Regions from separate parts of the Homo sapiens genome. Here regions 2, 3 and 4 are each linked to region 1. The links are chromatin loops, found by intact Hi-C in ENCODE. Cell type or tissue: PC-9. All regions are shown on one strand. Links, peaks and the distances in the headings refer to the core of each region. The heading gives the core; the rest is flanking DNA.

Region 1 (8,252 bases), core at 2,562-6,561:
GTAACTCTTGCTATGGGTTGATTATTTGGACCCTTTTCAAAGTCTGTATGTGGATAATAGTAAAGAATCAAAGTTATTTCACTACTTCTGCCTGTTGAACTATGCTGGTGAATTTGACATGGCTCATGTCCTGATCCACATGGGTTTCTGAGTGCTTTAGAGTTATAATTAAAGAGATGAGTAAATTAAATAAACTATGGCTCAATTAAAGTCTGAGAGAGTCTGAGGGCAGATTGTCTAATAAGCAGGAATTTTGGCAACAGTAAACTGTGGGCTGTAATGAGCAGGAAGAATTGGCAATTGTAGTTTCAGTTCTTTACTTTTTCTCTCTCATTCTTCATAAGCTTCTTAAACATCCTATAGTTCAATCTTTGATCTATTGGCAAAGTTTGAGAGTCCAAATTCAGTGTCATATCTCATGAAGTGGAAAGATAACTTTCTTCTGTTGAATACTCATTTTCTTCTGTTTGGATATGTACAACAGAAGATTTTTTACAAGATCTATATACCGTGTTGTATATAGTAACCTAGAAATGAACCCAAAATGTCCAAAAGCATAGAACTGAATAAATTTTGTTACAGCAATATAATGCGTATTATGTGACCAAATAATTATATTATGTTTGCTAATATGAAAAAAGTTTTCATATATATTTTAACACTTATAAATTGCTTATATCAAATGATCCATTAAATATAGGTATGTTTATATATGTATATATAATATATAATTATATATATTATATATGTTTTATATATATATATTCCTACCATAAGCATTTTCCTACAATAAGCATTTTTTTTGTGTCTAGGGAAATTCCTACAATAAGCATTTTTTTTTTTTTTTGTCTAGGGAAAGAAAAGAGACCACAAACTTTTTTTTAATGGGTAATGATACACTGCATACTTATTTCTGAAGATCTGCTGTTGAGAACTCAGTATTAAAGAAAAGTACATGTTTATTGAAATTAAATCCATAAGCCTTCTCTGTTAACATTTGATTAAAGAAAATCTTTCCTAGGGGCAGGAGAAAGAGGAGAGGTGAAAAGAGGGAAGGAGGAGACCGAAGACCGCTCAGATGTCCTGTTAAATGGAATCTGCCTGAGCATGCTGTGCTTAAGTTGCCAAACATTTTTTCTCAAAGAAATACTGAGGAACTGCTGCTAAGGCAGATGAAATCAACCTGACCAGTTCTTTTTGTCTCTCTTCTCTCTCCTCCACCTCCAGTGCATTGTGCAAGAGAAAGCTTAAACCATCTTCCTGTCAGGTGGAACGAGAGGATAAGCGCCAGGTGGCCATGCCCCTGGTCCTCATGCTCAGGGTGCAGCTGCCTGGGTGGAGGGCCAGGTCTGGCACAGGGCACACATTGTCCCGGTGCTGAGGGCTGGCTGCGCACAGTGTACTCACTTTGTGTCCAAAAGCCTGGGTTTGGGGGTTGAGGAGCCAGATTATTGTGCTATGGGGTTAAACGACTGCTAGGTGTACATAGGGCAAATTAATTCTTTGGCAGGAGGACTTTTATCTGGTAAGGTCAATTTAGAAACACTTTTGTGACTATAGTAAGAGCTAGAACATAGGGAAGAGCTGTGGGACAGTAGAGGTTTTTATCAATTCAATTCACTGATTGAATATTTAATAAGGTAAATCACCTTGAAGGTGCTATGAGAAAAACAGGTGAGTCAAAGGGACTACTTTCTTCAGGATCTTAGAGTTCCTGCCTGGGTGACAGTCATACAAACAGCAAAGTCTTAAGTGATTTCACACTGGTAAAGGGAGACCCTGGAGTGAGCTTTGGAGATCCAATCTGTCACCCATTGTGCCAAAATTAATAATACTTAAACATAGACATGTTGACATTCTGAATTCTTGAGAAGTTAAGTCAGTAAAAAGATGGCTAGAAGAATAATAGTAGATACACTAGATATCAGGATAAATAGTCTCAATCTGGGTTCAGTGGCTGACTGAAATTTATAGCTTGGAATAAGTTAGTTCCTTGCTCTGAATTGTATTTTTCTTAAACCTCCACCCAGTTCTGGAATTTTCTGATTATCATAAAAACAGTCATTCTGTGAAAGTCAGTGAAGGGTAGCTATGTTATAACTGTCATCCTCCCAGCTGAAATCATAGGATAAATCATAGATAAAAGACAACGAAACTCTTAGTTTATTTCTTCTCTTCCTCGCTCCTTTTCTTTTCAATCCCCCACTGGACCCCCACTGAATCTAAACTCTACTGAGCTATTTGCTGTCTTGTGTTCCCCAGTGATGCGTAATGACTTGCAGCCTGGGAGAGCAAATACAACACTGAAACTGTGCTTCCACGTGTACACGAGAGCCTCAGAAACTGGCTTGGCAAAGCTATTTGGCTGCTGATCTTCTGTCCAGTTTCTTTCAGCTTTACTGAAAACCACCCTTGGAGTTCTGCTCGTCCCACTCAATGCAGTCTCATCCACCATGGAGCATACTGATGGGCAAAGTTCAGACCTTGCATTATTTTTACTGAGAGCCTAGCAGAGGAGCAATAACAAATAGGTATACAACTGACCAAATGTTGAGATAGGATACGATCCGTGCCCTTCCTTAGAAGGCAAAAGGCAAAAGGGTTATGGGGTTCAGAAGACAAGGAACATACTTCTGGCCTAAGAGACGTGTAATAAAAAAGAGGTCATTTAAGCTGCACCTTGGAGAATGGAATCATGTTTTAATAAGAAAGGTGTGGAGAAATAGGGCAGGACACACTACTCAAGTTAGCAGTGTTACAAAGGTATCTGCATGGGTGGGGACCATTTTTGGATAATAATGTGCAGTTTCACTTAATGGCGGGACATTCAGTTTAAATGGCTGATTGTGTCAAACTATAGAAAGCCTTGAACACCAGCATTTTAAAAATGGACTACATGGTAAATACTAGAGATCCTTTAGGTGTTTCTGATTAGAGGTGTGGCATGATTAGAAAGGAGCATGTGCACGGTGAAATAGACCAGGGAGCACACTTTAAAAAGTTACGGTATTTGTCCAAGTTAGTGATGATGAGGCCTAAGCATTATAGGGGTGGGTATTGTGAACAGAAATGCTGCTGGACTTGGCCATTGATTAACAAGGGGAGTCCAAGAAAAGAAATCAGAGATGAGCTGGAATTTTTGAGCCAAGTTAACAAGGCAAATGTTGGCAGAGTTGGGAAAGCCAGGGAGGTATGGAGGAAGTATTTTATGATGGAAAGTGATTTCATTGGTGTGGGTCAAACTGATCTTCCAGAACACAGCGGGGATGTTGATTAGCTGGTTAGAAAAGGAAGCTACAAACGGAAATCCCAGTTCTGGTTAAAAATTCCTAAGTTGGTGATCATCACCGTTAGGTGGTTACTGAAGCTGTTACGTGTGCATTAGAGGTAGGCAGTGAAGAGTGAGTAAAGAGGAAGGGCTTGTCTGCCTAAAGCCTTCCTGACTCTCTGGTTGGTAGACCTGGCCTGCAAATATAGAAGCACAAATTCGTGGGTTTCTTGGATTCATTAGCACTAGTGAGTAGTCCGTTACAAAGCTCCAACAGTTGGTTTGGATCTGAGTGTGACCACAGGAATCTGATCTAGGCCATAGTAAGTCCCAGAGGTCAACTCCACCGCAGAGAGGGCCTGGAGTGGGGGCCCCCTCAACTTCACTTTGCCCCCTCTTAAATGTAATCAGGTTCTAATTATAAAATTGTAGTGCTGAAAGCATAGTTTCATACATATTTACTAGAGAGTGATGCAACTACCGATGCTTTGTAAGTTATAAATTATTATACCATTATTATTATTGTTGTAGATAGTATAAAGAATAACCATAATGTAGATGACAGGTCACTGAAAACGAAGTCTTGACAATAAATCTATTCAACCCTCCTGCTAGACGGTTGGGGACCTTGGGACTCAGGGAGGGAAACAGCTCGCCCAGATGTTATACGGAGCCCGGAGCAAAGCCCAGACTGCTGGGCTTCCAGTCAAGTGTTCTTTCCTTTTTCATTTAAGTGAATTCCTCGCTTCACCCTACTTTTTTGCAATCAATTTAACATGATATAATATTAGTCAAGATATGTCTCATTTCTTCGGTTTTACTTTTAGCTCTAAGTTTGAGGGCATTTTGGGAAAGTTACCAGCAAGTTGGAAAATGGGAAACTACTTAAAAATAGCAGAAGGTTAAAAATAATACAACTGAAGTTGATTGAGTATTTAATTTTGTAAAGTTTCTGAGACAGAGCTGGATCAGAAGGACTGTGTTCTCTAGCACCTCACAGTTCTTGTTGGGCTTCAGACAAGCAAACAGCTTGGGCAAAGCTGAATTTGATAAGAATTATCCTGGAAAAATAAACAAATATAGCATTTTTGGTTCTGTTCACTTCCTGAATGGATAAAAAACTGTGGACATTCCATGACATGCAAGGAAAGAAAAGAGGGAATCTTTGGCAGGCCGTTTTTCTATAGTACTAGTCATTCTAGGTCAATGTATTTTAAAAATTGTATAATGTATGTTAAGAAGGGAAACAAATCTCTCTGTCTCATCTGTCTTTACACATTCTCAGACTCCAGCAGCCTTCACAGTAGATTCGAGGATAGGTGGATGGAAGCATCCTATGACCCAGCACACCCAGGACAAGAAACTACAGGGTTTTTGGACCACTGCCAAGCTGTGAGATGAACCTGATAGGGTTCCTAAATAACAGCATGCCCTCAGCCTCAGGCCTGACTTCATGCTATTCCAGTCGTGTGACCTGTCTCCTCCAGTGATCTAAGATAACACTTATCGCGGTCTGCCTTGGAATCAAGTTACTTGTGTGTGTGCCTGCTTTTTCCACTAAATGAATGAGCGATGACCATGACTTACTCAACTCTATCCCCCAGAGCACTTGGCACAAGCCCTGGCACTCAGTACGTTCCCAGTAAGTGTGCAGGGTCGGCTGGGATTTTGGCAGGGCTCCTCATTTCTCGTTGGTAAAATCTATGGTTCTTCTTGCCCAATTTGAGAAGGATAAAATGCACATTTTGTTAAAAATCCTGGATCTGATTGCAGAGTCCAGGACTCTAAGAGAAATACGGATCTGTAATTTACTGTCTGTGAAGCTCTGTGCCATTCCTTTTCTCTTGCACACCTGTTTTTCTGTAGGTCATAAATATGTACTGTTAATGCAGTTCTTGCATTTTATGATTCTTTCATTTTGTAAGGTAAATTCACATGTAAAATTCCTTTTGGTTCAATTTCTCTTTATCTCTGCTCATCCTTGACACAATAATATGTAAAATAGTAAGTGGTTGTTCTATATTTAAAAAGATATATTCAAAAGAAAATTAAACAGTGGAATAGAAGAGAAAGAACACAGCACTGTTATTCAATGAGAATAATCATTCATTTATTTGCTGTTACCTTTTAGGTCTGAATGAAAATTTCCTTATATTTGTTTCCTATTACAACCCTGAAGTGAACTTTGCAAATTTCGATGGGCAGATAAGGAAGCAGCTTGAGGAGGTTAAGAAATTCACTGAAATCACAAAACCAGTCAGTAGTAGACTCGGAATTCCAATGCAGACTGACCTTCTACTACACTGCTCTGTACTTTCCAAACACTTCAAGCAAATCACTTAGCACCTCTGGGTCTCACTTTGGCTGTAAAATGGAATTAATAACATTTTATAGCATTCATGGAAAATTAAAATCATATATGTAAAACAGCAACTATTTTGGAAATCTGAAAAAGCTAAGCCAATCTCAAAAATAATTGCATTACTAAATAACTAGGGTAGTAGTCCCAACAACCAAATCCTGCTTTGAAATAAAAGTGAAATTGGAAAACTGTTGATCTCAATAATAATAAGTTGACAGTACTGACTGTGCTTGATACCTTGTGATGTTACATCCCTACATCAGATTCTTATATTGTATTTCTTATGAGTACAAGCTTACTCTCTTGCAGAATTAGAAAGGTTAGGAGAAAAAATAAAATGAAGAAAATCTAAATGTTATTCCTTGATTATCCTTTGATTGGGAAGTTAGTAAACATTTTCAAAATGATAATCCTTACAAGGATTCAGTGAAGCTGGAGCTCTCATATATAATTTGTAGCAATAGAAAATTCTTTTGTAATTTAATTTGTCAATATTATCAGATGACAGTGTTTGTACATGCACACTTCTGAACCACTAATTATTTCTTTAGTAATGTATAGTAAGGTGGGGTAATAATTTTGGAAATATATAAATATGCTTGTCTCTTTTGTGTTTCCATGTATCTGATTTTCATCCAAGTCAGCCTGAAGCATCTATCTACTCTTTCTGAGGATGCAGGGCAGGGAAGTTCAGAGGGAAAATAGAATTGTAATAACATGAAGGCAGAGTGAAAAAGATAGTACTCAGTTTTTGGCAAACAAAATAGGAATTTTATGTGCACAGGAAGATAATTAAATTTAAAGCAAGGCTCATTAAGAGAGAGAAATGTCTTCTAAAATCCCTAATCTCCTCCTTTAACTTGAAAGCCTGTCTAAAATCCCTAATCTCCTCCTTTAACTTGAAAGCCTGAATGACTTGGTCATAACATTTTGTTTAAGGCAAATAATGATCATATAGAAAGAGAGAGAGGAGAAAGCCCATTTCTGCCAGTCCCAGTGATTACGAGAGGAAGAGGAGAAACCAAGATCAGATACCATGCTTCTCTTCTCCATATTGGTGACAAACTATATTGTTGCTTGCAAAGAGATGTAAAGATCACTTTAGAGATACCCAACTAAGCATCAAAGACAATTAGGATGATGGCCTGCACTCATATTCTTGGCATCCTGGAACACAAAGCACTAAAGACTCCAGCCTTTAACCTCGTGCTGTTTCCAAGAGTGTGCAGAAACAATGAGATCAGATGGCCTGTGAAGATAGATGTGTCAGAGGTGATACAAATGCATTTATTATACTCTTGCTTACAATGGAAAAAAAGGCATACATAGCTCACTTGTCTAATGATGTTTAAACAGAGGTATCTTTTTTTTCACAGAAAATTTTGTGAAGATGCTGACATTAAGTATAAAAAATACAGTAGCATGGAAATATGAGCTTTTTATCTTTGCTCTGCTTGTCACTCATTGACTTTTAAAATATTCTGAATTTTGAGACTATTCTTTAAGTAAACCTAAAGTGTCCTTTAAGTAAGTGTCCTACAATGGCATTAAACTTTCATAAATGAGTCCTATACATTGTGCTTGTATTTAATTCAAAATTAGTTGAAAATTTTTAATCTATGTGTTCAGTGAATGAAGTGAAGAAAACTTCAGCACTGAGAATTTTAGAGACGGTATATAGAGCAAGATGGCAGAGTAGGACTCTCCAACAGTTGTCCCCTTGTAGGAACATCAATTTGAACAATAATTCATGCATGAAAATACCTTTGTAAGAGCTGAGGAAACCAGGTGAGAGTTTATAGTATTTGGTTGTAGCACAATAATTAGAAAAGACTCATTGAAGATGGTAGGAAAACAAGTTTACATCACCTGCATTACCTCCAAACCCAGGCAGCACAACATGGAGAGAGATACTGTCAATTTGAAGGAAAGAGAAGAAAGTGAGCAGAGAACTTTGCATTGGACCCAAAAACTGGGCCCACCCAGCACTAGGCAGATCTTCCTGGTCTTATTCCAGGCTGGTACCTATAGACTGGGCCTTTAGGCCTGCCCCAGTGCTAGATGGGACCACACAGCCCCATGCTTAAGGCTTGCTTGGTGAACTCAGTATTTGGTCCACACTACCACTTTGCCAATATCAGTGGACCCAGGCTTCTAGTCTGTCCCAGCTCTGTGCCTACCATAGTGGGCCCCAGGCTTCTGGCAGTGCCACCCCAGCTGCAGCTGCCCCAGATTTCTTGTGTGCCCCCGGGCCACACAGGCTGCACATCTGTCTCAGCTTCTATCCTGCTCCAGTGCCTTACCTGCCACAGCAGGCTCCAGGATTTTGACAGCACTGCACCAGCCACAATTGCCCTGTGTTTCTGGTGGGCCCCGTCACCATGCCAGCCACAGGATTTTCCAAGACAAAGCCAGTCTGTGAAGACAGTAATAATTACCTATTTATTCAAATGTGCAAACACTGATATACAACCACAAGGATCAAGAATAATCAGAAAAACATAATATCACCAAATGGACAAAATAAGGTGCCAGTAACTAATCCTAAGGAAATAAAGATATATTAAATGCCTGACAAAGAATTCAAGATAAACATTTTAAGAAACTCAGCTCACTTCAGGA
Region 2 (4,000 bases), core at 1-4,000, 300 kb after region 1:
GCTGCTTCTTCCTCATTTGTATAGATAAACAGTGTTTCTCATTGATCTCAGAGAATTGTGGTGATACCTTTATTGGTGAGTTTCATTCAGAGTTACTGGTGCATAAATATACAGCCGAATATAAATTGTCATTCTTGCTGGTTGTCTCTCTGTACCATTTTTCCTCAAAGCTCTGTGAGGAAGGTAAATATGTATTTATTTTTATAATAAAATATCAATTTATACATTTCTCACATTATGAAAGCAATACAACCAACATAACTTTAGAAGTATCAAAAAGACATAAATCCCAAACCAGTGATAATAACTATGAACATTTTTGGGGTTTTAAATTTTTTTCTAGAAAAGATTTAATAAAACATTTGTGATCATGTCATACTAAATGTTATAATATACTTCTTTCATTCTATAGCAAACATTTTATTTACTAATCTTCAAAACTTAAATTTCCTCATTATGTATTATATTTTATTGTGTACATATACCATGGTTTATTTAGCTAGTCTACTCACATGTTTTTAAGAAAAAAATATTTAAATATTTTCTTGTGCTATATGCTTAGAAGTGTAATTATTGGGTAAAATTGTATAAACATGAGTCTAACCAAACTTCTTTTCATGAATCTTGTTTTTTTAATGTTTGTTATCAGTTTACATTCCCACCAACTGTGCAAAAGTGTGGCCTGAAATCAATTTGATTATAGACTTGAAATCAATTGGATGATACAGTCTCCTCTTTGAAACATGCAAGTACTTTTAGGTGACTGAAGGCCTGTCTAGATGTCTGCCACCAAATTGCAATAGTGTCTCTCGATATACCTTTGATTGTGGTCTATGGAAGGGATAGTAGTTTTGGCTGGAGGTGAGTAAGACATCTTGAAGAATGGAGTATCCAGGAGTGGGGTGAGCAGACCTAGCTGGGATGGAAATAATATGAGTGAAGAGGTGGTAAAAGAGGGCTAGACAAAGTCTATTTCGAGACTTTCACCTAAGGTTAATCTTGAACATGGGAATGGACATAATATTTTCCCCTTTTCCTTCTTAACCCTTGCTTTTAGTATCCCAAATGCTTTTATCCCTTTGGCTTCTACTATTAAAATAATCATTTAAACATAATTTGTGTCAAATAGGCTTTGGGTATGAGTTCTGTAAATATTAATTAAACAAGTAAGAAAATATATTTCACATAGCAAAAATCCTCTAATTTTTGGAAAGTGGATTTGTAGCTACCTATGTGGCTTATAGGGTAGCTCAATATTCACTCCGTTTAGACTGAATTCCGGTGTCCCCATAAGAGCAGACTGTTTCTCTGTTCTGTTCTTTGTACAGTATAGCCAATGGGAAGGCAGCACTTTGTTAAAGAGTGCCAAGTCGGGGACTTTACCTTAAACACAAGTATGCATTTCAAACCCTGAACAAACAGCCTTCTTAATAAAATAAGGGAAAGAGTTTTCTTTCTTCTATTCTCTAGAAATTCACAAATATCACTTGACAGGTGACAGTTCTTCCCTTACAAAAGGGGCTGTTTGCCTTTTGCTTTGGTGTTTGGGTAAACTGCAGTATGCACTGGCAGAGAATTTATTGCCTAGGGGAAGGTGTTTGCAGTTGCTGTGTTTAATCTGAAAAGAAACCCTTTTCCTTCTGTCTCCTCCCTCTCTTTTTAAGGAGGGAGAGTTGGAAATGATAGCCCCAGGGAAATAGTTCCCTTAACACCTGTCTTTGGTGTAACCTCAGCAATGTTACTTAAGACACTGTGCTCAGACTGTATGCATTAGGAATGACAAAGTTGAAGAGGGCAGATAAACAGAAAGGGATTTCAGCAGAAACACAGGAGCTGATTCTGACCTTGCATCCTCTTAAAAACTGATCAGGTGGAAATCCTATCATGCTGGCTAAAAAGAATCTGATTTGTTTGAAGTAATACTCATGCTATTAGTCATCTGTCCTTTCCTTTGGCAAAATATGCATACATACATATATATATAGTTTCAATCTGTAAAACGTGAAAAATTCTACAATGTTATATTTAGGAACTTTAGACCTGCTAATTCTAGTCCAACCTTTAGTAGATGAGAAAACTATTAAGATCCAAGTTCATCAGTGGTGACTTCTCCAACATTTCTGATAAGCATTTTTAAGAAAACCAGGGCTACACCCAACTTTCTGGATTTCTGGACCCATTTTTCCAGCTATTATCAGAGGTGGTGTGAAGAGGTCAGGCTCCAGAGATAGATGGCTGCCTGTGTTTGAATCTAGCTCAGTTATTCAGTATTTGGGTGACCTTGGGTGAATTACAGAATGTTTCTAAGCCTCAGTTTTCTCATCTGCAAAACAAGGATCAGGATTGATATTGGTGACATCCTATAGGAGAGCTGTTCTGATAACTGAGATAAGGCATGTTAGCATAACACACTGCCTGTGGCCAGTCCTCAGTGGAAATGGTTGTTGCTGTTAGTCTTTAGACTGTGTTAAATTTGGAAACAGTGAATTATTAATCCTAAATAGAGCAATTACTGATGCAGGACAAGAAAAAAATCTACACAGATTTGTATTTTTGTTTTTCCAAAAAATATGATATTATTTGAAGATACACTAGTGTTATTGTAGGTAGCTAGTCAGACATGAGCAGGACAGGAGAGGGCTCCACCCCCTACCCCCAACCCTCACCAGCAATCTCAGATGACCATAAGGTGATGGTCAGGCAGTTGTTACACTATTTCACTCAAATAATATTAATAATTGTTCGTGGTTGCAGCCAGCACCAGGGAAAGGCAGTCTCCCGATAGATAGAAAAAAAACCTTAAACTAGTGATCAGCAGCTTCCCAAAAAGACCTCAGGAGTTGGGTGAATGGGCTCAAGCATGTGTACTAAGGGGCAAAATGGCAGAGTTTAACTAGTATATGACCTTCTAGGAACATTCAGACTAGTAAAGTGAGAACACCTCAAGCAGGGGTCCTCAATCTTTTTGGCACCAGGAACCAGTTTTGTAGAAGACAATTTTTCACAGAGAGTGGGTGGAGGTATGGTTTGGGAATGAAACTGTTCTACCTCAGATCATCAGGTATTAGTTAGATTCTCATAAGGAGCACACAACTTAGATCCCTCACGTGAGCAGTTCACAACAGGGTTCGTGCTCCTATGAGGATCTAATGCCCCCGCTGATCTGACAGGAGGTGGGGTTCCAGTGGTAATGCTCACTGGCCTGCCTACCTCTCACCTCCTGCTGTGTGGTCCAGTTCCTAACAGGTCACATATTGGTACCAGTCCATGGAATGGGGCCGGGGGCCCCTGGTCTCAAGTGAGCATGCATACAACTCGAGTAAACACATTGCACATGCAGCCCCTCCTTAGTGCACATGTCGACAGCCCACCCCAAGGAATAATCAGGGGAGAAGGGATGCAAGACTCCAGAAGTACACCAACATATAAAACCCTAAGTCAAAGGTCAAACCAGGCACTTGATCTTTCAAGTCACCTGCTTGGCTTCTTCCAAGTGTACTTTACTTCCTTTCATTCTTGCTCTAAAGCTTTTTAATAAACTTTCACTCCTGCTCTAGAACTTGTCTTGGTCTCTCCCTCTGCCTTATGCCCCTCAGTTGCATTCTTTATTCTGCGGAGGCAAGAGTTGAGGTCTCTGCAGACCCATACAGTTTGGTTGCCACTAACATACTTTGGTGCTGCATGCCTTGGATATGTTCCACTGCTGACACTGGCAGGCTGTGAAATATGACTTGACCATCATTTCCCATTTGAAACTAGACAAGGTTGAGTTTTCTTCAAACTAAGATCAGGATTTTGAACCAGACAGACTTCTTATGAAAGCCAACACTCTTTTGTCTGTTCAGGTTTCAGAGAACTCACAAGAAAACTTTATTTTACTTGCTAATTTTGTTTATTTGGGTGTCATTCAGTAATGATAACATAATGAAATATTCCCTTTGCCAGTCTAATGATTAAGAGCGTGGGCTTTGCAGTTGAGCACACCAATATACTTGAGTTT
Region 3 (8,252 bases), core at 2,562-6,561, 110 kb after region 1:
TTTTACGCTTGACTTAGAGTTATATTCCGTTCTCTCACTTTCTTTTTTGCTATCTTTTCCTGTGTCTTTTTCTTGCTTTTGTGTATTAAAATATATATTGAGAAATAGTAATGTGTGCATTTGTGCCAGATATCATCTATTTCCTCTTCCATACTCACACACCACTGGCTTTTTGTCCCAGGAGCATAACTCCATGGACTGTGTCAACATGCCTTCTACTTTCCAGTTGGGTTCAGTTAGTGGTCAGCCCCAGTGAGAGGTCAGACGTTGGGAGGAAACAGAAGTGAGGCTCTTGATCTCTCTGGTCCCCAACTCCTGTGAAGTTTCAGGCTGGCTGTGCCCCTTCACAGAGGGCAACCTGCTCTTTTTCAGCAGCCCTTTCTGTGGGTGTCTCTTTTTGTAGATTTATTTCTTTCATTTCTTGCTTCACTGGGCCTTGGGATGGGGCACTGTCACTGCTAGACTCAGTTTAAATACCATCTCTTTTTCTTCCCCTACAATTCACTTACACACTTATATTTATTCTTTTTGAAAATAAACCCACCTATTCAGAGTGGGACATCCGTGTCCTGTTGGGATCTTTACTGATTTAGTGGCATAAATCAAAAAACACTGGACATTAAGGATGTGGGCAAAGGTCATCATGTTTCCACCAATAATTTGCCATGAGACATTCTCTAGTAAGGCTTTGGTCTTCTCCACTTATAATAGAATGAAGCTTTTGGGCTGTGTGATCTTGAAGGTTACCGTCCCTAGCCACCAACTAAAGGGTTTGCAATAAGATAAAGTAAGAAAAATTACTGCACAGGCATGTGGTTTGGCTATGGTTATCATTAGCAGAATCTGCATTCACATATTCTCTGTATGTCATTTCATCAACTGGGACTTGTGGAATCTGGGCAGGTGAAAAAGCAGCTTTCTGATGTTTGAAATATCTTGACACTTATCAATGTATGTGATTCCTGGTGGGTGGTGATTTTGATCATTGTTTGCTTATTTGAAAATGTTATGCTCATTAAATTTATAAATGTATGATTCTTGGCCTACGTTGTCCAAATTTGAATGGTTTCAAAAAGGAAACAGCTTTCTGTTCTTTTAGACAACATTCATCATCGTCCATCAATCAATCAACCAGCTGTCTTGGAATACTTACTGTCAATCACATTGATGCCAGCTTCTCAGTTACCATTGTTTTGACTCTGGGGAGGCAAAGAAAAGCGCCACGAGAAAAGGAAATGACAAGGAGTGCTTGTCCATGGCAGCCATTCATTTGGAGCCAGCAATGATGTTGTTGGCTTCCTCTAAAGCAGGGCTGCTGTTTTGTCATGTTATAATTCCTAAGTAAATCCCCCTTGAAGAGATCTAAATTAGAAAACTTGTAGTTTACCGTTTCCGGCTATACAGAATCTATTGAGCTGACAGGGTGACCTGTCAAAATTCATTCAAGACTAAAAAAACACTTTCATTTCAGTCAAACCTAGTGTTCTATTGCTCAGTTTTCCTTTTCTATCTAAGTATTTCTATTGCTTTCTAAATAAAAAATTAAATAAGCCATACGGGTTATAAATATTCATATTATTTGCATAGTACACAACAGTTTAGACAGTTTACTCTCTGGCATCTTATTTTGTCCTCACTATTATCTAGTGAACTTTGGCTTGGTGACATTTGGTAAACAGTGGCGCCAACACACAAAGTCAAATTTCCCAATACAAGACCAAAGCTGTATTCCACTATGCTGTGCAAGTGTTTCTGTCCTCCGAGGAGTGTAACATGCCCACAGTACAGGCTTTTACTATTTTTCCTAGCATCGCAGGACAGAAGGAGCACACAAAGCTGCCCAGGTGAGACAGAGTCAGAAATAAAGAAAGTCACCTGAAATAGTGTGAGAATCACTCCTCAGCTCCATATCAAGTAAAGCTCTTCATGCCAAGATGGTGACTTTAAATGTAATTCACTTTCATTCAATTCAACCATCTTTATACATCCTTCACATGGGGCTCTCCCACATCTTTTCCACAACCAGTGCCTGTATATCCTAACCACACAGTGCCAGCTACATTCGGTTTCTTCTTTCTACTGAAACATCACCCACTGTCTAGGTCCTTATCAACCCTCTCCTTGACTTTGCATCAAAGGAGGTCCCACATGGCACCCATATCAATCTGCACATTGTTGTTAGATCAGCCTTCCTGTGGCCGGAATAGATGCTCACCAAAGGTTTGCTTGAGTGACCTGTGCTGGAGAAGCTGATTACAGAATATAATAAAAACAGCAAAGAAATATTACAGAAATACCATAAGTTGAGCCAGAAATAAATATTTTTGCAGAAGATCTAAGAAAGCATTCCAAAGTAATTTCACATGTAACAGATTATGTTAATGCTATGCTCCCACTTCATACTCAATATTTAAGTTAAGATGTTTTGTTTTGGGGGAACAGGGTTATTAATTTGAAGCCTTATAGCATGAAAACTAACTGTTGATGAGATAGCCTCGCCATCATCAGTTCTTGCAAACTGTGCTTAAGGTGCCTCTCATCCCTTTGCACATTACTGCTTTCAGGAATGGGAGGAATATTTATAAAGTCAATCTTTTGGGATCATCCCCCAAAGGATGGGGTGAAAAGCTCTTCCCCAAAGGATAATGAGAAACAGCAAGGCTCGAGGCTTTTCTCTGTTTCTGGTAGTTACTTTCTAGCCTTTGTTTATTTCACCAGTTCTGTCTCCAGTTTAACTGTTGTTCTTCATTAGCTAACATTCAAGGCCCTCACCTTGAAAATGCAAACATCCCCTATTCCTGAGTAGGAAGATGAGCCTGTGTTATTCAATCTGGTCATTTCCTAAGAGAGCCCCAGGTCTGGTACAATTCAATGGAAAATTGGAACTAGAGTGAGGGGAATTTGAAACTAGGCTTTATTACTGCCTGTGTGGCACTAGGCAATATACTCCTGGAAAATAATTCTCCACTCTGAAATAAGGACAATAATGTTTTCTTTGCCTACCTTTCTATAGGTTTTTGTAAGGATAAAATGAGGTAATGTACAATAAGGTGACATAAATTGAAAAGTGATGTATAAATGTTAGTTGTGACTATTGTTATGAATAAAGAAGAAGTAGTTATTTACTTCAAAATCATGTAGAGTCCTATGTCAGTGAGATGTAGAAAGTGAAACCAACAAATGCCTTAGTCTCTAAGTAATCTTCAAACTGGAGTCTTGATCACCCCTTGAGGTACACAGAGCAGCATAAGGGACACAAAGGAATGATACAAAATTTTAAGCAAAATAATTTCTAGATCTTCAGTATATACATATCTTCTTTTTCCATAAGAAAAATCCAGGAGTTGAGGACTTCACACAGTTCTTACAATCTGACTCTCTCACTGTGACATCACTTTCACTAACAACTACAGGGAATCTGTCTCTTATCTTCCTTGGTCTCAAGACCTGAGGTATAAAATTTCTGAGGGATCCCAACAAAGTAGTCGTTAAGAATATTGATATCAGAAAGTCTACTTTAATCAGTTGCTTTAATTATTTTTAATAATAATCATTATAATAGCCTAATCCAGAAGTAATATTTTAGCACTTGTGTCTTATGGTCACAGGTCATTAAAAATAGGCTTAAATTTATATGTGTGCTTTATTACAGACAAGTAGAGATAAGTAATCATATTAAAATTTTTATAGATAAAAGTATACTACAAGAGAATAAAATAATACAAGGGCAATGGGATGAATGTATGATTGAAAGGAGAAAATAGAATGACATATTTCCAAATGGTATTAAGAATGAGCTTTCTCATGTATTTTTTAAAAGATGAGTTTATGGATTAAATCACTGTGGTATTTATATTCTATTAGAATCATTTAGAAGTTTTATTTAAAAACTAATAGTCTTTATTTAAAATGTCAATATTTATAGTACTTTGAAAATTATTAACTTTGCGGCTATTTCAATTTATGATGAAAAATTTAAAATATCAACTTAAAAATGTAAAGAAAGGTACATACATTTTCAAAATTATATTGAGACATGCTAACAAATTCTTTGAAGGTCAATGCTTTAGAGCAGTGGTTTTCAAAAGTTTGGTCCCCAGAGTAGCAACATCAACCTGAAATGTGTTTGAAATACAAATTTTGGGTTCCTGTCCCAGACTCTGAATCAGAAACTCTGGAGGTGGGACCTAGCAACCTGCATTTCAGCAAGCCTGAAAAGTGATTCTGGAGCATGCTAAATTTTGAGAAATATTTTTAAAGTCTTACAGAACTCATTCTTAGGATATTTGTCATTTCTCTCCCTTTGTCTTTCTCAATTCCTGTTTCCCATAGAAAATGACAAAGTTAATAAGCAATGCAGAGTTTAGAAATCTGTATGATTTACAAAGTACTTGACTGGTAAGAACTGGTCATAGTTGTAGGCTGAGGTGATAAAGGGTCTAGACTCTAGACTAAAGAGCAAATGATTCATCACTCTTTTGATTCTTGTCGTACGGTTGAAGCTGGTTTGAAAGACCTAGTGTTTACACCTTTGGTTACCTGGATAAGTTGACTGTCTGGAATTATTTCCTACTTGTCCCTGTGAATCATGACAATGCATTATCTGATTCCTCTAGCATCTGATCAGAGCCTAAAAAGACTCCTAGACACACACTAATGTAAATAGCTGTTAGGGTAAATGAGAGGTTACAATGAAGGGTGAGAAAGCTGGCTGGGGCCTGCCTGTTAAAGGGTACAGGGACATATGAGGACAGTTTACTAAGCTTCTGATGAGGGAATAATTTAATAACTTTGTGGACAAGATTACTAGTTATCTGATGGATTGGAGTTCTCACTGCTGTATCATAACTCCTCCACAGTCTAATTATTCAGCAAAATGACCAAACCTTAATTGGAAGAAGGAGGAGATATTTATATAATTAAGAGTATTGAAGGGATCAGACAACAGCAGATTCCATCAGAAGGTATACTTACAGTGTCTAGTATTCATCATAAGAAGTGGATTAACAATAACTTTTGTACTATCTTCCCTACAATGTTCTAAACACTGTACTTTTTATAGTAACTCTGTGAGATGAACACTATTATTCTAGTAGTCAGTTCTTATTACTCTTCTGCTTAAAAACCTACATATAGCTCCCATTCTTACTCAGAGTGAAAGAATAAATCTTTACAGTGGCTTATAAGGCCTGATGCAGTCCCATTTCCTCTTTGCTCTCCTGTTGTTCTTGACTTCTGGTCTTTCTGCACATTCTTTTGCTTCACTGGGCTCTGGTCACACTGGCATTCTTGTTGTTCTGTCAACACCCCAGGCCAACTTCAGCCACAAGGCCCTTACATTTACTGTTCTTTTTGCCTGGAGCACTCTTTCCCAGCATATCCACATGGCTTCTTCCATCACCTGCTTCACTCTTGATTCAAATGTCATGTTTTCACTTACACCCATAGGGATCATATTATTTAAAAATTTTCCTCCTTCCACATCACAGCAATTTCCATCTTCCTCCCCTACTTTATTTTCCATAGTACTTGCTTGCTACCCTCTAACATGGTATAATTTTTTTTTTTTTTTTTAATGGAGTCTCACTCTGTCACCCAGGCTGGAGTGCAATGGTGAGATCTCAGTTCACTGCAACCTCGGCTTTTCAGGTTCAGATGATTCTCCTGTCTCAGCCTCCTGAGTAGCTGGGACTACAGGTTCCCGCCACCAGGCCCAGTTAATTTTTGTATTTTTAGTAGAGACGGGGTTTCACCACATTCGCCAGGCTGGTCTCGAACTCCTGACTTCGTGATCTGCCCACCTCAGCCTCCCAAAGTGCTGGGATTACAGGCGTGAGTCACGGCACCTGGCCAGTATAAAATTTACTTATACATTTTGTTTACTGGAATAGTTGTTTGTCTATTGGCTTGCTGCTCCTTCTCTGCCTTCCGTGTTCCTCTAAATGACAGAAGGCTAGAAGCTTCTAAGCTACATTTCCCAGATATCCTTACTACTTATCTTCTGGATAGATTCTGTCATTGAGAGGATCTGTGAGGAGACTGACAGGAGGAAAAAGAGAAGTCATTTTATTTTGTTTCTATCCCTATCTTGGATCACACCAATAGCTCTGGCAATCACTGAGGGCTCCAGGGTACCATCCTAGTCTGTGGGATTCCAACAGAAGCAGCAGCAGGGGCTCCTGAAGTCTTGATGGCCTAACACTCTTGGAATTTAGCTTGGGGTAACAGTGGTAATAGACTTTGGACTTGGGGCACCTACAGTGCCAGTAGGAGTAGAGGCTTCTAGCTTCCTGTAAAGCAGCAGTGGTAAAGATTTCAATAGGAGCAGAAGCAGCAGCGTGTGCTCCTGCAGTCTCATAGACATGGCTAAGATGGATGGTACCTTTATTCTGGTGACAAACATTTCCTTTTTTGCCCTTCTAGTTATTGGGATGGCAATTCCTACTTCTCGATAATTTCCTGTTTCTCTTTTCACCTTTCAGCTATTTCAACATTTTAAATAACTGAATCCTTACAATAAATGTTCTCTGTTGGAAATGTCTAAGTGGCTCCTATTTTTCCTAAATGGGTCTTTGTTGATATGGTACATTAGAGTCTGCTGCCTGGTGGTGAATCTGGAAACCCTTGTTGCCATTACTATTGTCACTGTCTGAGGCACCTCCAAAAACAGAGCAAAAAACCTTTTCCTGTCTTCTGCTTTTCAGTCTTCCACAAATGCCCTTTTTTTGTAGAACTTACAGAGATGCCAGCTGACCAGTGAGTTAGAGAAATGTAGGCTTCTAGTCCCCTATGTTACTGAGATGAGGGGTAGGGATGGAGCGGCGACAATAAATAGCACATTTATGACTTCCTTGACACAAAAGTAAATTCTACAAATGAAGTGATTTTGATAGTTTTGTTCACTGTTGTGTTCTTACCATGAAAACTGAGCCTAGTCGTTAGCATTCACTCAGTCAATACTAGATCTCACCATTTGTATATGAGGAAATTAATTTACTAAAAGATTAAAGAAGTTCCTGAGTAACAAGCCAAAAACGGCAGAATTAAACTCAGGTCTCATTGATATCAAACTGTATACATTTTCATTTGTGCAGGAGAACTAACATACCAAAATTCTACTGTTGGTAAGGCCTGGAGGCAGAAGAGTGAGCAGGAAAAGGGTCCGTGGATAAGAGTCAAGAAACCTAAGTTCTAGATTGAGCTCTGGCTTTCTTGACCATGTGACCTTACTTCACCTTTTTGGGTCTTGATAATTGAATCAACAAACATTTACTTAATGCCTTCTTTCTATCATACCATATAGCTATGATAACATTTAGCAAAAGTTATCTTTTCCAATGATTCGTCAAGCCGTGATGATGCAAGAATGTCTCAAATATTTCCATGACTCTCCATCTCCTCTGCCACGACACTAGTCTCACCTAAGTTCTCACTTTGTTTGTATTTTGCCTGTTTCCAACAGACTCCACAAATTAGCCAGAGTAGGAGATCATATTTAGTGAAAATGAGAGTACTCTCATGCATTCCCGTCCTTAATATGATCTTCAGATCTTGCCTGATCTGTTCCCAGTCTAACTCACTAAACCCATTTTATGCTACTTTTCTCCTCACCCTGGCACAGTGTACTTGGTTACTAGAAAGCAATTAATTCTTTTTTTGTCTCACGACTTTCCCATATGTTATTATGCCGTCTTCCTAGGGTACTCTTACTCCTCTCCTTTGTCTAGGATACCTCTATTAATCATTTAGACTGTAGCTTAAATGAAAGGTGCTCCCTGCCTGCCAATCTGAATCATGGCGCACCCTTTTATACAACCCTTCTGTTTTCCTTTGTAGCACTTTTCAAAGTTTATAACTATTTTAAAATAATTTTTAAATACTTTTATTCATGTCAGAATGAAAGCTCCACAAGAAAAGGAAAAGCATGCTTTATTCAGCACTAAATCTTCACTATACACCCCACATGCTATTTCTACAACCCAGATGCTAGATAAGCGTCTGTTGAGTGAATGAATGACTAAGAAACCATTGAAAGATTTTAAAGAGAGACGTGACTGGATCTTATGTATAATTTTTTAGGTCACTCTGCATTTTAATTTCCCCAGTGTGAAATGAGGATTAGAAGATATATATGGTACCTACCATTCTCACATTTCATAATTTTGTTTTCTTACACCTGTGGCAGAATTCTTAAAATTCCTCTGATGTTTGGCTTATTCCTCTCTTGTGACACACGTAAAAGACTGGTCTTA
Region 4 (4,000 bases), core at 1-4,000, 310 kb after region 1:
GGAGTATATTGTCTGCAGTGATGTAAGCTTAATTCTAGTCTCTTTTGTCTACTAAAGTTATCCATTGTGTTTAGGAAAGACATACAATTCACTTGTAGATTAAAAAAAATAGTTCTAACTTCATTGTGTTTACTTATCATCCTCCCAAGAAGCTGGGAGCTCCTAATGGATATTATTCAAGTCATTTCTCACCACACACTCTTGAAGAGGTAGAAAGAGCCCAGGTATTTTAAAATCTCATTTTTGTACTTCGGCGGCACAGCGTAATGAATCAGAAAATAAACTAGAAATAAGACCCATGCTTTGTCCTGGAATGGAGCGCACTTTGTTCTAGTAAATGTTCCTACCTGCTTTTCTTAAAATTAGAACTAGATGGCTTATAAAATGTGGCTTTTAAAAAAGAACTCTTTTAGATGTCTGGGTGGGGTATCAGATGATTTTTCTGTAATCAAAGCTTTATTGGAGCGTTGTGGATTTAGTGATGTTGGCTGCCCTGGATGAAAGGAATCAGCAGAAACCATCTTTGCTATTGAATTAAATAGATGCAGCCAGTTTCCCATTTAACCAAGATATTTTATTCACTTTTTAGCAATAAGCCTGTTTAGGAAAAGAGACAACTCAGCTGCTTGATGAGATTTTATGGTTTGATAGAAAACTAAGGAGAATATAGAGCAGAAAAAAAAAATCAGTTTTGTGACTAATTGATATGAGAAACAAATGTATCCCCGTATATTGTTTTTTTCCCCCCTGAGATCCAAGAATTAATCTCATCAAGTAACATTAAGTTCTTTGGAAATCCTTTGACATAAAAAGGAAAATTGGGGTTTTCAATTTGGGGCTTTGTAAATATCCTGTCCTCTGCTTTTTTTTTTTTTTTTTTTTTGAGACAGAGTCTCACTCTGTTGCCCAGGCAGAGTGCAGTGGGGGGATCTTGGCTCACTGCAAGCTCCGCCTCCCGGGTTCACGCCATTCTGCCTCAGCCTCCCGAGTAGCTGGGACTACAGGTGCCCACCAAACATTCCCAGCTAATTTTTTGTATTTTTAGTAGAGACAGGGTTTCACCGTTTTAGCCAGGATGGTCTCGATCTCCTGACCTCATGATCCGCCCACCTCGGCCTCCCAAAGTGCTGGGATTTAAGGCGTGAGCCACCGCGCCCGGCCTGTCCTCTGCATTTTTAAAGGAACAGCAGTTTGGTGAAAAAGCACTGGCCTAGGAGCCAGGAGCCTTGGCTTCTGTTCTTCATGCTGCTGCCACTAATTGTTTTCTGTTCATGAACAGATAACTCCCCCTCTGGGCTTAGTTTCCTTATGGGTGAAAGCACGGAGTTGGGCTAGGTGAATACTCAGTGTTCTTATAGTCTGTAATGGATAAATCTCCATGCTCTTGCTTCTGAATTCTATGTTGCTAGGATTCCTCTTGTGTCTCCATGTGGCTATGGTGGGCACCCAGCACATCTAAATAGGTTTTTAAGAAACATTGGTGCACAGGTGCAATGGTGAATGCCTGTAGTCCCAGCTACTTGGGAGGCTGAGTGGGGAGGATCACTTGAACCCAGGAATTTGAGACTGCAGTGTGCTATGGAGCCACTGCCCTCTAGCCTGGCCAACATAGCAAGACCTCATCTAAAAAAATAATAACTAGTGAAAGCATATATAAACAAATGTAAACTGTATGAAATAGTGTAAAACAACATTTCTTTCTAAATAATAGCTGTAGCGTGGAATCTAAAGAGTTTGATGGTGTCTCTTCTTTCTTTCTGTCCTTGGATCGGGGGTGAGCATTGCAAAAACCCAAACACAAAAGCTACATTTACATATCTGAAAAAATAAATACTTCCTAATCAGGTTTTTTTTTTCTGTGGAGGTGGGGTGGGTGGTAAGGTATTACACTAATAAAGACCAGTCATAAATGTGAATACTGTCTGGAGTTGGTGAAAGGAGAAGTTCCTAACTCTTTCTGTTACTCTCCTGTTCCTTTCTCTAACATGCTGCCTCTGTCTTCCTCGCAAGCCCTGCAGGCAGTGTTCTTTCCAAACAACTACTTGCCTAACCAGTTCATTGGAATGTCTTTTCTCCAGACTGTCTCCTCATTGAGATTTCTTCTGAAAATTAACCTCGCTAAAAACATAAATCATGTTTAAAAAAAATACAGTGGTAAATATTGCACATAAAATCTTTTCTCTGGTTTAAAAAAATGCACAAACCTACCTACCACTTTGAAACAGCAACAGTAACAAAAACAGAAACAATTAGGGCAACAGTTGCTTTTCTCCTTTTAAAGAAAATACTTTTCTTGGTTGCAATTGTTCTTTGGAGTGACAGGGATTAAACTCTTTGGATGAAATCTTTCCTCCTTATTGCACACCTCCTATCCCTCACCCTGCAGCCTGGGAGTGATTTTAGGAAATATTAAGTATATATTTTCTTGGCTGGCACTTTAAATAAGGTATAAATTGTGGAACAAAGTATAAAAATCACGTATTTCCACAAATCTTGCCATATAACAAATCTTTCCCCATAACTTTTTGTTTGTTTGCTTTCATACAAACAAAAGGTTCTTCGTCTATGGTGAAAAATGTAATGGTTGTAGAGTATATACTTCAAAATTTATCTTTATTATTTATTAGCATCTTAGGCAATCACAGATGTCAGTGGATTCTTTTCCTTTTTTATTTTATTTGAACCAGTTTCTCATCCAGCAGTTCTACATGAAAGAAAAAAAAACATGAACAGTAATAACTCACATAACATGTTCTTGTTGTTGTGTATAGGTACTATTAAATAAATAGGGATAGTTTGTGGTTTGAATTCATTGAAGGGGAAAAACCAGTAAACATGTACCAATCTTTCAATTTATGCAGCGGAATCAGGATGCTTTTCATAGTGTTATAAAAATTCAATTTCGCTTTCTCTGGCTAAAATCTGAATGGCCAAGAATGGAATAGTCATTTTCTTTGCTAGTTTCGTATTTGAAGATATCCCCAGAATTTGAATCAATCTGAAGTTTGATTTTCATTTCTAACTCCTCTGGAACAATATGATGAAACAGCCATACTCATCAGGAAGTTCAGCTAAACAGGAGCTCATGGTTGGAAAACCGTGAGTCTCAAGTTTTACCATATAGAGTGTAGGATACTAAATTGTCTGATAGACAATAGAAATAAGTCATCATCTTATGGCTTAATTACAGGAGAAAAGAATGTTCAGACTCAAATATCTCAATAAACAGACTGTTGTACAGAGACAAAAGAGCTACCTTAGAAGTTTTGGACCCTGGATTGTAGTCATGAATTCTCTACCATTTAGTGATGTGATCTGACACATGTCACTAACCCTCTCTAGTGTCAGTTTCGTCACTTACAATAATCTAAATATTTGATATTTAATCCAGGATTTTAGAATAATAATACATATGTGAAATCACATACAATATGTCAGCACATCACGTAAAACAAATGAAGTAGCATTTTATTGTTAGAGATTTATTTTAAGAACTAGGTACTTCAGGCTCTGTGTTCAAACCCCCCGCGTGTATGAATAACTAACCATCTCTAGGTTTTAGGGGTTTTGTTGCTGCTGTTGCTGTTGCTGTTTTTTTGCAAAACGGGATTAATATGACTATGGTGAAAACTAATTGAGATAGTAAATATAAAGAGCTTACCACAATAGCATTGGTTCAATAAACGTGGGCTTTTCTTTACTATTTACTTTTTTAGGTCAGTCATTGAACACAAGGGGCTGTTTTAAATAAACACAATTTAAGGGGTGATTTTGTATAGAAGTTACAATATTTTACCAGCATCAACATCCAATTCCTCTTGTATTTTGGTAGCGATGTTATTCTCATGATTATGTAATTCTTTTAAAATATCTCGAATCACAAACGTAGGTAGTTGCATGTTACTTTTTAAAACTGTTTTTGCCACCTCCAGATAATCATTACTCAAACTGCTCTAAAATCCTGAAAGACAAATAGTAAGAAAATATTTTAAAGTCAACA

Evidence for each region. A loop is a pair of places that touch in the nucleus more often than their neighbours do. Peaks named below come from ENCODE experiments on the same cell type or tissue, not always from the same donor. Only the 100,000 strongest peaks of a DNase experiment are listed, where the experiment ranks them.
Region 2: it touches region 1 in a loop (6-fold over the local background); 1 of 110 quality-filtered maps calls a loop at or near these places.
Region 3: a loop joins it to region 1, with 8 times the contacts of the local background. A loop is called at or near these places in 1 of 110 quality-filtered maps.
Region 4: a loop joins it to region 1, with 11 times the contacts of the local background. A loop is called at or near these places in 1 of 110 quality-filtered maps.

The regions. Positions count from the first base shown.
Region 1 is chr3:189,453,943-189,462,194 of GRCh38, forward strand. It overlaps LOC105374270 (a long non-coding RNA gene), which reads right to left. Exons shown (of 3, transcript XR_924819.3): 3 at 7,960-8,046. Among named protein-coding and RNA genes, the nearest start is that of TP63, 170 kb to the right of the region's middle. In PC-9, for the core only: no CTCF peak of the experiment used is centred there; a DNase peak (open chromatin) is centred at 4,739.
Region 2 is chr3:189,755,086-189,759,085 of GRCh38, forward strand. All of the region lies in intron 3 of TP63 (tumor protein p63), which reads left to right. Among named protein-coding and RNA genes, the nearest start is that of MIR944, 73 kb to the right of the region's middle. In PC-9, for the core only: no CTCF peak of the experiment used is centred there; a DNase peak (open chromatin) is centred at 1,776; H3K27ac peaks cover 3,507 bases.
Region 3 is chr3:189,567,988-189,576,239 of GRCh38, forward strand. No RefSeq gene overlaps it. Among named protein-coding and RNA genes, the nearest start is that of TP63, 59 kb to the right of the region's middle. In PC-9, for the core only: no CTCF peak of the experiment used is centred there; a DNase peak (open chromatin) is centred at 4,474; H3K27ac peaks cover 3,926 bases.
Region 4 is chr3:189,764,572-189,768,571 of GRCh38, forward strand. All of the region lies in intron 3 of TP63 (tumor protein p63), which reads left to right. Among named protein-coding and RNA genes, the nearest start is that of MIR944, 63 kb to the right of the region's middle. In PC-9, for the core only: no CTCF peak of the experiment used is centred there; a DNase peak (open chromatin) is centred at 2,050; H3K4me3 peaks cover 1,891 bases; H3K27ac peaks cover 2,570 bases.